2 separate regions of the Homo sapiens genome follow, and region 1 is linked to region 2. A link is an interaction called in ENCODE POLR2A ChIA-PET data of the cell type or tissue named here. Cell type or tissue: MCF 10A. All regions are shown on one strand. Region 1 overlaps SLC1A2 (solute carrier family 1 member 2). Region 2 overlaps SLC1A2 (solute carrier family 1 member 2).

Evidence for each region. ChIA-PET counts read pairs that join two places held together with the same protein. Peaks named below come from ENCODE experiments on the same cell type or tissue, not always from the same donor. Only the 100,000 strongest peaks of a DNase experiment are listed, where the experiment ranks them.
Region 1: POLR2A ChIA-PET joins it to region 2 with 24 read pairs; 2 of 35 experiments call an interaction of 5 or more read pairs at or near these places.

What each region holds. Positions count from the first base shown.
Region 1 is chr11:35,273,638-35,278,637 of GRCh38, forward strand. All of the region lies in intron 9 of SLC1A2 (solute carrier family 1 member 2), which reads right to left. Among named protein-coding and RNA genes, the nearest start is that of SLC1A2-AS1, 5.7 kb to the right of the region's middle. In MCF 10A, no CTCF peak of the experiment used is centred here; DNase peaks (open chromatin) are centred at 2,004 and 2,934.
Region 2 is chr11:35,361,550-35,366,549 of GRCh38, forward strand. All of the region lies in intron 1 of SLC1A2 (solute carrier family 1 member 2), which reads right to left. Among named protein-coding and RNA genes, the nearest start is that of SLC1A2-AS2, 55 kb to the right of the region's middle. In MCF 10A, no CTCF peak of the experiment used is centred here; a DNase peak (open chromatin) is centred at 2,682.

The sequences.
Region 1 (5,000 bases), 88 kb before region 2:
ACCTTATCCATTTCTTTTTGCACCTAGGAGGCTCCATTGGGATTTCTTGACCCCATTACTAGACTATAAGCTCCTTGAGGACTGAGACTATGTTTCATTTACTTATGGCACAGGCTGGGCAGGGGAGAATGGGGAGGCTGGTATGTGGAAGGGGCAGGACCAGGATGGATTGTGAATTTAAGACTTGAAAGCAGATTAGCTCTAGAGACACAATTGGTTTTTGTTTAGTAAAACATCTGGTTAGATATTTTCGTGGTAAAAAGTCAGGATGCAGGCCATGATCTAGCAGGATGAGGAGAGAGGCACAGAGAGCTCAGATTACTTTACAGATGAAAAGGAGAGGGGTGTCCAGAGAGCTGGGGAAATATTCAAAGATGGAGAACAAGGAGTCCCAAGGGGAAATTCCCAGGGGTGGGGAATACTAAAAGATTTTTTAGAAAAGGAGATGCCTAACATTACATTTTTATTTTATGTCTGTGCTACCTGAAATTATTAACAGTGAAATAACACTTGAGATTCAACAGTCGATGAAGGGGAGACGACTTCTTTTTCATTTTATTACTCTTTTGAACTTTGTCCTTCCCTTTGCTATGAACATGCATTTATTTTGTGATATATCAAAAAATGATTTTGCTGCGCAGAACTATAGCCCTGCCCCATCCCGCCTTGATCTGCAATTATGCTGCCTCAAGTCAGAGAAACTTTGGTGAGAGAGGAAAGGACTTAGTGGAAAAGGGGCCACATTCCATGGGGAGGTTGATGTAGACCGGAGATAAGATGTAAAAAAGAGAATTCAGTGGAAGTGGGAAATCAAAGCAAAAGACTAAGATAGACATAAGCCCCTAAAATCTTCAAAGAAAAGGTTAACGTAGGAATTAGTTTTGTTTTCCACCAGCCATGAGTGGAGGGTCAGTTAGTTAAGTTTGTGTGTGTGTGTGTGTGCATGTGCATGTGTGTGTCTCAAATTTTTAAAACAGCAGAACTCAGATGAGCATGCTTGGAACACCCAAGGATATCTAGATCATCTGGGTTTGAACCCCAATTCAGCCAGTTAATATCCACTAAATTGGGATAAGTTACTTCTCTCTGAACCTGTTTTCTCAACTGTAAAACAATGATAATACTATTAGTTGCTTCATAATCTGCTGTGACTTTCAAACGAGCCCATGTAAAGTGCTTAGAACAATATCTAACACTTAAGGAGCACTCACTAAGTATTAGCTATTTGCATCCTGTATCTTTTCAATCTATTTTTTTGAAAGGATGCATCAACTGTCAAGAGTTAACTCAAAAAAAAGTAGAGGTGCTCATATACCCACAATCAGAAACTCCTGTTTTCCTTCTCCGTCTCTAGTTCATTGCTTCTGGAAGGGAGAGTCCCTGGAGATTGCATCATCAGAATCACCTGGGAACTTGCTAGAAATGTCAATTCTCCAGCCCCACCTCAGATATATCTCTGGGAGATTTTGGTGCATGCTCGAGTTTGAGAATGAATGCTCTATTCTCTCCAGAGAGGAATGCTGTTGGGAGGAGCTTCAGAGCCCTCCTGGAGGGTGGAGGCTCTTTGAGGTCTTCCTTCTAAGTGCCGTCTCAACTATATTCCCCAATTAGCACATGTGAGCCCAGAAAAGATCTCACTAGCAGAGTCTTATGTGAGAATTAGGCCATAGGTCCACTCGGATTTCACTTTATTTTGATTTTCCTTTTCCTACCTGTAGCCAGACACAGTTATTTATTACCTCTTCCTGGTATTGGCTCCCATTTACCACTCCATCCTGCCTCCTTCAGAGACACTGGGGTGTCAGCAAGGTCTCTTATAAATATCTGCCAAGGGCTCCTGACGCAAAGGGCTTCCTGGACCCAGGGGAAGGTTCTGGTTTTAAACAGTCCCACCCATCCAGTGCTCTGGGACTCGGCATTTTTCAGGGCTCCAGAATCTTGGTTTTCACCATGACATTTACAGAGCAGCTAAGCCTGCCTGTTGAAAACCATCCAGGGCTTAGAGGGCAGTAATGAGGCTGGCTGGTCTCCAGCAGTTGGCAAACACTGTGACACATTAAATGTCACTGTAGGCTTTGTTTGGTTTTAAATTGAAAAATTGCTAGAGTTATGAAAGCTTACAAACCTTGGCTAAAGAGGTGAAGTTTCCCCCTTTTCTTTTTCTCTGCTTTTCCTCCACAGACTACTTATCTAGGGAATGGCCAGTTGCACCCCATCTCATCTTAGCCCCCACCACCACTTACACACTAATGAGCACCCAATAGTCACAGAGCTCACAACCAAGAGCTAGTTTCCAGAACTCCTCTTGCTGGTGAGAAAGAATGTGCCACCATTACTAATTCAAAGCAGATCTGACCTAGCTACAAACAGCTACACACATTTTCCCAGGATCCTCTACCCTTCCTTTTTCTTTTCCTCTTAAAAGGAATGCTCGTGCTTATTTGTATACAAACATTCATCCCCAGCAGAATTCTACTCTAGGTCTTAAAACTAGAAGGGCACTCAAAGGCATTGAACCTAGACTCTTGCTTCCAACCTGATATGTTATTGCCCCATTTTACACATGATGTAGCTGAGGCTCAGAAAGTCACTTGCCCAAGGTCCTTTAGATAGTAAGTGCAGAGCTCAGACTGAGGGCTCCTGCCTCTTAGACTCTCTTTCCCTTGATCACACTCCTCCCTCCATTTGAGATCAGAGCCCCAGAACTGGACAACAGCTCTTCATTTGCTCCTTTCTTCCCAGCTCCAGCCTAGGATGGGGTTTTCTATTATATGATTTCATCAACATAGTTAATCCAAATGTATCATCCTTTTTAAAAAAAAAAAAAAATTCAGCCAACTCCCTTCTGCTGACACACTTCAGCCCTGGAGTTAGGACGCTCTGCTTTCCTTTGCAAGTGTAAGCATGTGAGCACCTGCATGGGGTGATCTGGGAGGGCCCAGCCCTCCTGTTTCATTTGCTAACATTTAGGTCAGAAGTAGGCAGGGTTTTGAATGTTTCATGAAGTGACTCACATCCAACAGGCTTGAAAACAAGTGACTGCCAAGGACCAGGACCTACAATGGCAGACCCACTGGGGCTGGAAGACTTGAATTCTAAGGGTGGCCAAGACCTTGATTGTACCCCATTTGTCCTCATTGAGCCTATTTGTTTTATTTTCATGCTGAGAGAAGAAAAAAATAGGTCAAAAATATTTCTCTGGTTAGCATGCAGAATCAGGTGTGTCTTAGTCTGTGCTGCTATAGCAAAATACTTGAGATTGGGTAATTTATATAGAACAGAAATTTATTTCCTCAGAATTCTGGAGGTTGGGAAATCCAAGATCAAGAAACTGGTATCTGGTAAGGGCCTTCTTTCTGCATCATGACATAGCAGAAGGCAGAAAGACAAAGAGAGGGCAAGAAGGGGCTGAATTCACCCTTTTATAATGCACCAACCCCACTCATGAGGGTGGAGCCTTCACGATATAATCACCTTTTAAAGGCCACACCTCTTAATATTGTTACAATGGCAATTAAACGTCAACATGAGTTTTGGACTGGACAAATATTCAAACCATAGCCCAGTGGGTGGCCCTAATAAGTGTGTCTTCTCCAACCGTTCCAACTCTGGGCCTCTCTGCTCCTCCTCCCCACTGTTAGAACACTTAGTACAAATTAGGAGGCTGTGTGGAGTTGGGTGAAGTGTCCTGACCTGGCCATACAAGCTCTGCTGTGCATCAGGCAAAAGACTCAACCCTTCTGATTCCCAGTTTTCTCATCTGGAAATACAGCATAGGGCACCTTAAGGATTAAATGGAGACAGATGTAAAGACATTGCAGTACCCACCAAATATCACCCCTTTTCCTCACTCCTGATCATATTAGTGCATTTTTTTCCACTCAAAGGCATTTGTATTATAATGGGGGGCAGCCTCTATAATAATATTTTTTAAAAAGATGAATTTCTAATGGTGGTTTAAAGCCTTGGAAATAAGCCCAAGAAAAAAATGAGGCAATATTGTCACAGCAGGCGAGGGACCCTCAATGACCACAAGCATTGAAAAGACTTGAGAGGCAAAGAGTCAAGGGTTTAAGTAAGCAACAAGTCATGGGGAAAGCCAGCAGAACTTAAATGGCTTCCTTCGTCTTTCTTTTCATGTGGATGGACCCAATTATCACACAGCAACTATGTGGTTAAGAGTAGCTCACATTTATTGAGCTGCTACTATTTGCTCTGTCTCTAGACCACTGCCAATGTCTTTATTTCCCTTTTGTCCCCCTTCCATCCATGGCCTACCCCATTCCTTTGTATCCTTCATCCCCTTCTCTCACAATCCTTCTCACCCATACACCACCATTGACTCTCAGCTGCCTTGTCTGAACAGATGTCATGAGAAAGGCTGTCCCTTGGGGCCAATATAGGACACAGAGAATAACCAAGCTAGCAGGTAGGGACGCCACTACCACCACCTGAGAGACTGGCAGAGACAGAGATGAGGCTATTTTGTTTGCTTGTCACCTTCCGCTAAAGGTATTTCCTGAGCATTTTCTGATGATGAAGGAGCCAATCAGGAAAATCTATGGCCTTCCTTGCAGCCCTCCCAAGTTGAACTGATTCTGTTCAGGGAGCCACTTCTTACTTCTGTTTTTTTTTGTTTTTTTTTTTTTTTTTTTTAGATGGAGTTTCACTCTTGTTGCCCAGGCTGGAGTGCAATGGCACGATCTCAGCTCACTGCAACCTCCGCCTCCCAGGTTCAAGTGATTCTCCTGCCTTAGCCTCCCAAGTAGCTGGGATTACGGGCATATGCCACCACACCTGGCTAATTATTTTTGCATTTTTGGTAGAGACGGGGTTTCTCCATGTTGTTCAGGCTGGTCTTGAACTCCCGACCTCAGGTGATCTGCCCGCTTCAGCCTCCCAAAGTGCTGGGCACTTCTTATTTCTAACCTAAGCCCTGTTGTCTGCACCAACAGCAGGCACATCTTATGGAGAAGTCAGGCTTCTTTCTAGCCTTCCCA
Region 2 (5,000 bases):
CCTTGTCAGGCATCAAAATCTCCCATATCATGGCAATCCTTTAGGTTAAGAAGAGGGGACAAATGGGTGAGAACACAGAGGACTCTGAGTCTAAGCCACAGAGTTGGATTTAGTCTTAGGGTAGAAAGGAATAAAGGCTTTTGTCAGCTGGGTACGGTGGCTCACACCTGTAATCTCAGCACTTTGGGAGGCCTAGGCAGGAGGACTCCTTGAGCCTAGGAGTTCAAGACCACCCTGGACAACATGGCAAAACCAAGTCTTCCACAAAAATACAAAAATTAACTGGGCATGGTGATGCCTGCCTGCAGTCTCAGCTACTCCAAGGGCTGAAGTAGAGGATCACTTGAGCCTGGGAGGTTGAGGCTGCAGTGAGCCACGTTCACACCACTGCACTCTAGCCTAGGTGATAGACACAGTGAGACCCTGTCTCAAAAATAAATAAATAATTAAAGACTTTTGTCATCATATTGGTAGGATTCAGGCTGCTATATAGAATTATTAATCTGACCAGAGGTTAGCACAGAGAATGGAGCTTCAGTTCTCACCTGGTATAGGCAATGGTGGAGATCGGGCCAGGGGACTCTCCAAACTACCATCTACCCCAGACAGCAGATGCCCAAGATGTTTTGCATGTGGCCTGATGCAGAGCTCTGCTCTGCACAATCCCCGCAGGTGTCTGGATCATCTAGACACACTCCTCACCATATCTGTGGCTCTTTCATAGCTGTCTCTGGCCCCTCCCTGGGCCATTTCAATCCCAATCTGAAATTTTCACAGGAGATATAACATCTGAGAGAGGACTGTTCTTCAGTTGGTTCCTAATAGCAGCCATAGATAAATATGTTAAAATAAAGAATCCTGTGGCCTGCAGTGGACATCTTTTGGAGCACCACCTGAGATTCCAATCCTACTTTCAACACTCATGAGCTGTGTGGCCTTGGACAGATTATCTAACATCTGTGAACCTCAAATACTTCATTCATACAACAGATGATAATAATAATAACTATTCACGGGACTGTAGTGAAAATTAATTCCATCAATACATGTGAAAGTGCCTGGAATGTGGCATGCAACATATGGTAACTATTATGATTATCCTTACTATGTTGTATTTGTTCATTCCACAAAAATTTCTTAGGCAAAACAACCATTGACTTTATGAGCCTTAAATGGCCTTTGAGCAACTTTGCTTTTGAGAGTCGCCATGGGAATCCATGGCAAATCCACAGCAAACTGGATTTTCAGGTCTCATGTCTTAGCAGCCTGACTACATCCAACTTCTAGTTGCAGCATCTACTCCCCCTTTTGGTGACATTTATCACTTTAGGACAATGATACTAGCTAATCTTCACTGAAGACTTACTATGTGCCAGCCACATTCTAAATGCTTCACATTTGGCTTGTTTGAATCTTTCAAAAACCTGATGAGGTAGCACTACTATTATTCCTATTGGGGACAAGAAGAAGGCACAGAGAGACTGAGCAACTTGCTGAAGTTCACAAAGCAGGTCAGCGGCAGACCCTCAAAGTCGGACTCCTGAGCCAATGCATGTTACTATTGCACACCCTGCCTCTCACTGGAGAGGCTTACTGTCTCTCTAGAGAAGGGGAGGTGTGCAGCATGAATGTCATAAAGGATGGGAAGTGGAGAAGCCAGGAGTGGCTGCAGGTGAGGTTCAGAAAGCAAAACCATCTTTTGGGTGTTGTGTATTCTGCCCCAGATGACAATTTTGGGGTTGTTCCAGACCGTGGATGTCTGAGTAGGAGGCAGACAGCAGGCTGTTGCCTGGTAGTGGGGAAGGAAGGGCGGATGGCTTGGAGCTTGGGACACAGCTAAAGTTGCTACAGATGCCTCTTCTCGGTTGCCAAAGGTTTTGTAACTTACAAAATAGGGAGCTCATTGGAGGGTTTCAAACCTCATTTGGGGTACAGGACCAGAGAATGCCTTCAGATCTCTCCAGGCTGTCAAATTCCAGGATACAAGTTCCCCCAGGGACATCTCTAACACATCTGGCTTGGTCTCAAAATGACAGAGGAACTAGCACTTAGAGCACTTTCTGTCAGCCAGTTGCTTTATACTGAGTTCTTCCAGCAACTCTCTGCACGGAATTATTATTATGTCCATCTTCTTGATGAGGCAAAGAGAGAGAAAATAACTTGCTCCAGGACACGTGGCTGACAAGGTCTGGAGCTAGGACCTGAGCCAAAGAAAGAAGGAAGAAAATGATATCTGGGTGTAGTACTTGGTACTCAATAGGTGTTTTGAACAGGAGGGGCATCATACCTTTTCCTCACTGATTGGTTCTCATTCAAGCATCTACAAAGGACCAGGACACGGAGGTGTACAAGGCAGGCTAGGTCTGTACCTGCACTGAGTGGTATTTCCTGTTCCACCAAAGACAAGAGCTTAGCAGGTGGCAGGGGCACCGGCAGAAAGAGGATGACCCTCAGACCCAGGACCCTGCACTGTTTTCCATTGCTGCCATCCCATGCACAGAGGCTGGATTGAAAAGCAGCTCTTGGAACAGAGTCTGCTTGCTCTGACACTAAGAACACCATATGTGTCCCTGCCACAAAGGGAGAGAAGACACTCCCTGCTGTTCTGGAGGTGGTGTCCAGGAGCTGGCAAGCAGCCTCTTGGCATTTTATTTCAATAGCTGAGGGTGGGGGCTGTGGGGAGAGTTAAGCAATGGAAAGTTTTCCTTTGTGCTGCCCTCACAAGGCATTTCTGGAAAGGGTCAGTTTGGGGTGATTCATCATCTACCCATGTAGACTCACACTGAGAAGCCAGCTCAGATACTGTGATTAAAAATACATTTCTTCTCACCTACTTTCTTATTAATATTCTGTAAGTGTACTAAAGGGGCCTCAGTCAATAGTAAGAAAAGTTCATTTACCCAGTAGTAGCTACACTGGCTCTAATCATTTGGTGAATGTAACTATCTACCTAAAGACTTGATTTTCTTTTCAAAGAGCTATGGTAAAATGCCAAGCACTAAACAATCCAGCAAAGCAATTACTTGCTCAACAGTCTGCTGAAGTTTGAATACCACTCACTAACTACACACATTAGGTAAGTGATCAGATTTCCCTGAGCCTTAGTTTCTTCATATGTAAAATGGAGATAATCAGGATACCTATTGTAGTCATAGGTTAATACATACACACCCCCATGATGGTGCCTGGAACATCACCTGCACTCAATACAAGTTAGCTATCATTATGCACACTCAACCTATTTCTTAATATTTATGGTCATTTATTCTCTTACTGTGTGTGCCAGGTGCAGGGCTGAGGGCTTATAGACATCACACAATTCAGTCCTCAAGACAACCCTGTGAGGTGGGTATTAAGCCCATATTACAGATGAGAAAATGGAGAAAAAGAAGTCCATACCTGGTGGATGGCAGAGCAGGGCAGGTTCATCTGAACGCACAGCCAATGCGTTTTAGAGTAAGACTGTGAAACTAGCAAGAGAGAAAACCTTATGATCTCTGTTTAACAGGTCAAGAAACTGAGGCAGAGAGATGTTAAGTGACAAATCCACATCCAGTTTTGTTTGCACAACACATGGGACAAACATCAAAGTGGATGGGTCAGGAGATGATACTGAGGAGGCCGAGGAATAAGCTGGCTTTCTCCCTTGACTAAAATAATACAGCAAAGGTGCTTCTGGTCCCTCTGGGGCTGGGTTGTATCCATGCCATTTGGGCAACTCCTCTAAGTGCCTCCAAAGCCCTTGACATTGCTCCTTACACATGATCAATGATATGGTAAAGCTGGTGTAACTACAGCCCTGCCATCAGCCTGGCTCTGAGGTCAGCATTTCCAGCATCAGTCTCAGTGTAGCATTCCCAAGTCTCCACAATCACCAAAGATCATAAACGGTGTGAGTTTGAATCCTTGTCGTAAAATCTGCTCCTAGGAACCCAAACCAACACAGAACCAAAGTAACACATGCCATTTTCAAGCAGAAACATTAACTTCTACATGTGGGATCACTCATCCGAAAAACTCCTCTTCATCCTTTAAAACCCCGCTCTGCTGTCTCTGTCTCTGCAGACTTCCCTGACCATCCCCAGCCTGCAACAAAAGTGATGTTTACCACTCCTGAACTATTTCTGTTTTCTTTACATAATTCAAATTGTTGTTACCCAGGGTGGACTGGCCATTACAGTTTATATGTCTGTCTGTCTGTCTCTCCCATCAGGCTGTGCACACCTCCATCGAGGCATCCACAATTTATTTCAGTTCCTTGGGAATTAGCAATGCATATATGGTCTACATCAGTGGCTCTCTACAGGGGTGACTTTTCCCCTAGGAACACGTGGCAACACCTGGAGACATGTTTGGTTGTCACAATTATGAGGTGAGGGGAGGGAGGCTATGGGCACCAAGTGGGTAGAGGACAGGAATGCTGCTAAACATGCTATAATGCATAAAACAGTCCTCCACGGCAAAGAATTAGCCAGCCCCAAATGTCAATAGTGCTGAGGTCAAAACACCCTGGTCTGGATGGTAGCTCTCAGTTAACCATCTATTACATGTACTGTGTCAACTAGAGTTTATTATACTTATGAATCAGGGTTCAGGGCCTGTTTTGGTTCTCAAGTATTGCTGCACCTCTGTGGGAGGATTACACTTCTCTATCCCTGAAGACGTCCTTTGCCACGTGAATTCCTTTGGATAAAGAAATGTGAGCATGTCTCAGATGCTCTCAGTGCCCCACTCACGTCCCTCCTCTCTGTCCCTCTAATGCACTCCAGCCAACTTGTAACTGCTAGCATCTATCTCTTTGTCTGAGTGCTTTCTCGGAAGCTAGAAGGCTACTCTCTGTGTGTACACACGGGCTGGAAGTGCTAGGAAATTAAAACTCCTCAGGAGTAGCCTTCAACCCATGTCTGGAAGGTTTGGTTGTGTAAATATACCAGCTCCCTTGTTCCTCAGGAGGGTAATTCTAAGGCACATGATTTGCCCTGTTTTCCAGAATTTCTCCA